Linked DNA regions of Mus musculus: region 2 is linked to region 1. A link is a loop called in an ENCODE intact Hi-C map of the cell type or tissue named here. Cell type or tissue: left cerebral cortex. All regions are shown on one strand. Links, peaks and the distances in the headings refer to the core of each region. The heading gives the core; the rest is flanking DNA. Region 1 has its middle 73 kb from the start of Gm22473. Region 2 has its middle 33 kb from the start of Gm23860.

What was found. A loop is a pair of places that touch in the nucleus more often than their neighbours do. Peaks named below come from ENCODE experiments on the same cell type or tissue, not always from the same donor. Only the 100,000 strongest peaks of a DNase experiment are listed, where the experiment ranks them.
Region 2: it touches region 1 in a loop (10-fold over the local background); 19 of 42 quality-filtered maps call a loop at or near these places.

What each region holds. Positions count from the first base shown.
Region 1 is chr4:6,560,036-6,562,965 of GRCm38, reverse strand. No RefSeq gene overlaps it. Among named protein-coding and RNA genes, the nearest start is that of Gm22473, 73 kb to the left of the region's middle. In left cerebral cortex, for the core only: a CTCF peak has its summit at 1,225 (motif pointing left); DNase peaks (open chromatin) are centred at 706 and 1,190; H3K4me3 peaks cover 243 bases.
Region 2 is chr4:7,852,241-7,855,170 of GRCm38, reverse strand. No RefSeq gene overlaps it. Among named protein-coding and RNA genes, the nearest start is that of Gm23860, 33 kb to the right of the region's middle. In left cerebral cortex, for the core only: a CTCF peak has its summit at 1,622 (motif pointing right); DNase peaks (open chromatin) are centred at 1,618 and 2,259; H3K27ac peaks cover 933 bases.

The sequences.
Region 1 (2,930 bases), core at 140-2,639:
TCTATGATTCTAGGGGGGCTGTGATCCTGGCTGTCCTGGAACTTGCTATGTAAATGAAGCTGGCCTTAAACTCACAGAGATCCTCCTTCTACGTTCTGGGATTAGAGATGTGTGCCCCCATGTCCTGCTATGATGTCTGATTTAAGATGTTATGTTCTTGGGGCTGGAAAGACAGATCAGTGATAAAAAACAAAAAACAAAAACAAACAAAAAAAGAAAAAACACAAGTGCTTTCTAAAGACCTAAGTCTAGTTTCTAGCACCTATATCTTGAGGCTCCCTACAATCAAGTTCAGGGCATCTGACACCTTCTTATGGCATGTAAAGGAACTACAGAGAAGTGCTAATACTTACACAGACATGCACATACACATATAACTGTAGACTAAACTTTTTAAAGAAAAGAACGAGATAATCTTGATTCATTTATGGGTGTACAATATACCATCATCTTCATAAACAGAATAACCAGGCCGTGTATTGTGGAAACAGAAGACTTTGATGCCTCCCATTGTCAGCAAAGAGATCCTAGAGACTCTTCTGCATTCCCACACTCCACCCCTCCTAGTCTAGACTCTCTTGCCTTTGCTCACTCCTGAAAAGCCCTAGAAAAGGGCCTCATTCTGTTCAGAGAGGTGAGCAAAGGCCACCCCAGCCATGAGAGCCTGGAGCAGAAATATCTTGAGTTCAAGACCAGCCCTGATACAGCAAGCAACGGGGCTTCCTCCAAGAAGGAAAGCAGCATCTATGCTACTGTCACCCCTAGTCCTGGGCTGCAGAACTGCATCCGGGCCAGATGCCTGGATCAAAGGTCCTGACCCTTTCCGTTTCTGTTCGGAAGGACTGTGCTGCAAAACGCGCCTTGTCCCATCCCTCACACACTATAATTCCATTGAAAATTTTGGGTTTGTGTTTCCATCAAGTCCCCAATACCTTATAGACAAAATTATTTCTCTCCCTAGGGCTCATAAAAGTCATCAAAGAAACACAAGGCAAGAAGACATGAAAGCTTGGCTGGTCCTAGAGTTAGAAGACATTCTTTGTAATTTTCACAAATAACCATAATTCTTTAAGAGTTTTGAACCCTTTTCCCTACCGAATATGTCTAAAGTCCTAAACCTTAACAAACCTTTACAATTCCCTAGGACTGTATAAAGTGAAAGCTTATTAACGTATCAGAGAAGACCTGCATTCTACGTTAGCTTAGCGCCACCAAGTGGGCATCAGGGGAAAAGTCACTGTTGGGAGTGATTTTTTTGTTTTCGTTTTTTTAAAAAAAATCTTTACCTTGGCCCCCTATTAACTGCCTGGAAGCATATACTGAAAATGGAGTAAATTCAGAAAAATCTTGACTTTTAGTTTCACATTCCATATGGTAATAATAAAAGAAATTGGCTTACATTTTCTGCAAAATCTGATGAAGCAGATTGTCATTGTCAACAAATTCCATTAAAAATTGTTCTGTCTCCAACACTTGTCATAAAAACATGACTAGAAGTTTAGCAGGACCCAGGTTTCTGCTATCATGAATACTATGTATTTAAGTGCACCTTCGTTGGATATTTCTTGAGGTTATAAAATTATTATTTGTCCCAAAAGACTGACTGTCATGTTCCCTTTATGGATACACAAATGTATAATTATAAAGTACTGATAATGCCTGTGTTCTGAAATACAACATTCTCAGGACACGAAAAGTGACCCTCTTCTCTTTGCTCACAATGTAATGACATTAGGTTCTGGGAATCCTAAGTAAATAAGATGTTTTAGGTTATAGAAATGGGATCACAGAGCATGTCCCCTCTTGGTGCACCTTGAAAGACCGTGTGTGGTCTAAGCCTGTTTTTTCCTGGGCAACTAGAGAATCTTGAGGCTCATCTACATTGGATAATGTAGTTTTATGATATATTTATATCATATACATTTATCCCTGAAAAGGTATATAATATATGTATATATATTATAAATAGATAGATAGATAGATGATAGATAGATGGTAGATAGATAGATAGATAGATAGATAGATAGATGATTGATAGATAGATAGATAGATGATAGATAGATAGATAGATAGATGATTGATAGATAGATAGATAGATAGATAGATAGATAGATAGATAGATAGATACTCCCTATAAGGATCACTTATTTATTCTGTTACAGGTTGGTGTGTGGGTACTTCCAATGTGAGCAACTTTTGATAATGCTCTAAGAACCTCTTCTGACATGTGACATTATACTACTTAGCACAAACTTTTAAGTAGGTATAAAATGTAGAAAGCTGTCAAAGGACACATATTTTTAATTTTTCCAGCCTAGTGTTAGTAGTGTATAAATTCACATTTCCTAACAGAAATTTAAGAGCACCTGGGAGGCCATTTTCTGCCCAACATTTGTATTGCTTGGTTTCTTCTTCATTTCTTTTTGGTGGTATGCCATATTTATTTTGAAGTCTTTTTTTAAAATAAAATATGGAAATATTTTATTTAAAATTATTATATTAATTATTAATATGAATATTTATATTTTATAGATATAAAACGATTATATTTATTTGAGTAAAGTACTTTTGTGGCCTCTTATTTATTCTCTCTACTTTTTCCATTTTTTATTAGGTATTTAGCTCATTTACATTTCCAATGCTATACCAAAAGTCCCCCATACCCACCACCCCCCACTCCCCTACCCACCCACTCCCCCTTTTTGGCCCTGGCGTTCCCCTGTACTGGGGCATATAAAGTTTGCAAGTCCAATGGGCCTCTCTTTGCAGTGATGGCCGACTAGGCCATCTTTTGATACATATGCAGCTAGAGACAAGAGCTCCGGGGTACTGCTTAGTTCATATTGTTGTTCCACCTATAGGGTTGCAGTTCCCTTTAGTTCCTTGGGTGCTTTCTCTAGTTCCTCCATTGCGGGCCCTAGAAAAATTAT
Region 2 (2,930 bases), core at 167-2,666, 1.3 Mb before region 1:
ACAGCTTAGTCTTTTTTCCCTTCTATATTAGTTGTACATTTCAGCTTTAGATTTTAATTCATTATGATCCTATTAACACCTTCAGCTGGTCTATCCATTGTCTTCAACCTCCTTCCTAGAGGCTCCCAGATTGTAATACATAACAGCACACAACAGCTACCCGATGAATGTTTATTTTGCTATACATGAGCACCCACCATCTAAATTCTACATCGATATGATAAATGATCACTGAATGCTGGCCATAGTCTCAAGCAGGATCAGTTCTGACTAATGCTTACCAACCTTTATTAGGTGTGGGTCTTCCTATTTTTACCGTTAAATCTAGTGCAAGAGACACACATTGGTTTTATCTTTTGAGACAATCCTGATGAAACATCATTTTTGCTAAAGTTATTGAGACAGACTCTAAGGTCCCACAGTGCTTAGTAAGAGACAATGGAGTGGTTGCCTAGCAATGGCTGTTGCAGCTCTGAGAAGAAGGAAGAGAGACAAAAGTGTGGTGATCTTACTAATCCTAGTCTATGAGATAAACACTTGTAGTATGAATATTAATCAAAGCCAAAATTTTGCTTCCTGGCTTACAGCTTACACTTTCATTTTAACTAACATCTATAGTTGTTTATAATTCCTAATATTTTGCTTCAGCAAATTCCTTATTCTTCAAGCAAATCTTACAAGTTTTATGCTATGATTATTTCCATAATTTCCTAACCTAGAAACATAAAACATCACCCCACTGCTCCCCTTTATCTTCTCTAATTTCCATTCCCTGCAAAAAAATAAAACAAAACAAAACAAAAAAAAAAAAAACAAAGGCCTTCCTAGAACATCTTAATCCACAACACAGGCACCTGGTGTTCTGGAAATCAAATTGTCTCAACTCTTCATTTATCATTTAAACACACAATTCTTTCAGCTATATCTCAGGATATTTTGACTGAACTACTGAGTGCCCCTTGTGGTATTGGTTCCCTTTATTCTTTGTGGTATCTTCTGTTACATTTTAAGGGAGTCCTTTTGCCTATCATATAAGCAACCTGCTTCTGTTTGGCTGTTTTTTTGGGGGGGGGGTTGTAGGACTCTTTGCTTAATACATTATCTTTCTTATAGCAGGAACTCATAAGAGGTTTTATTTAGTTATTACGTAGTCCAGCATATGTTTTATTTATATCATTGTATTTAGTCTGTGTAAAACCCACAAGGTTTAAATATCTAATATCAAAATATACCAATACTATGAAGTTTAAAAGGAATGAATAAGAAACAAAATGTTTGTCCAAAGCAAGCAATGTTGATAGTAGCTGCTGGACATTTGGTGCAAATGAACAGAGGAGATGCTAAAGGTCTCACTGGAGAATGCACTGAAATGTCTTTTTCCTTAGATATTCAAACTCTGTTAGTCAGAAGACTAACTTGGGAGTGGTCATATACCTCTGTCTCTTCTTAGATAACTGCAAAGTGTTCATGAAGAGACCCAAAATTTCTAGAATACCTTCTAGAATCTATACAACATGAAATATGCAAGACCGCCAAAGGTCTGTGTGTGTGTGTGTGTCTGCCAGATGCCCTGAAATACTTTGTAAGGTGTAATTTGACTGCAGCCATCATGGATGTCCACTTGGGGGCACCAAAATGATGCCTCTGTTTTCTTTATTTCTCATAGCAAGATTATTTTACAATGATTCTGTATGCAATTATTTTAGTATGAGGACAAGTTGGTAATGGTTTATATTTATCATTTATTCAAGCAGCTTGATTTTTAATGCCTGTTATCTCTCTATTAATGAACTAGAAACCAGTTGCTTCCAAGAGTGGGTAATGTCCTCCTGATGGGTAGAACATTGGGCCAGGAAACAGCCAATACAAGAGCCAGAATAGAATCAGAGTTTCAGGGACCTCAGAGGTTAAAACCTGACCTCCTGCTAATTCACAAATACCCTCTGCAATGCCCCTGGCAAGTAATCATCCCCTTCCAGGTCTGGAGGACTGCTGGGTAATTGAGTGATTAAGCAAACTGCTTAGAAATACATTACAGAATCATAGGATAACTGTGTAGAAAAGGACCTTAGCGATGAACAAGCCAACCCTTGACTCCAAGAATTGGGCTAGCAAGGTCAAGTGGTTCACTCATGTCTGAAAGTTAGCAGAGCAGCTAAAACTACACTTTTGAGTGCCTGAGTCAGACAATTATGCCAGCATAGTTAGTGCTCCTCTGTTTGTTAAACTGTGGTGACAACCGTGAATAGAAAATGAGGAGAAGCCATTGCACAATGAGGATGCTGGACAAAATATTCTGATTATAGAGTTGTGGCATGTCCTGGAAGTGGAAGGGAAGGAGTCACAATTGGAAGTTCAGTTAGAAATTAATCAAATCAGGCAATGCAATTCAATCCAAATTGTGTCATGCCCAATAATAATAATATTTTCAGGACCACTTTCAGGAAGAATGGTGGCAGAAACCACCAGATTTGAACAAGAATTATTTATCTTCCCAGTGATCTTGTCTTGCTCCCAGGGTTAGAAGAATTCACTCGTTAATTCACACTATTCATTTGGGTTTCACTTTTTGGTTCATTTTGCCAGGCTTATCTGGTAGATACAAGTAACTTTAAAAATACATGTATCTCCCCGTTGAACTGCAGTACTTTCAGCTGTAGCTCCTTATTTGAACAGCTTGAGGACTAATTTGAATCGCACTTCTCTTGTGGGTGTTCCAAAAGCTTGTGCTATCTCAGGGAGTTGCCTTGTGGAGACATTAAAGATGTTTTTTAAATGAAGCACATCAAGATTCGCTAAATTACATATGGTTTGATCTAGGAAAGGACAATTGGAGACTTCATTAAAATAGATTTATTCCAACTTCATGTATGGAAATAAATTTTCTTGTGATAACTTGGTCTGTGCCCATCCAGATTGTAGCATTTCCC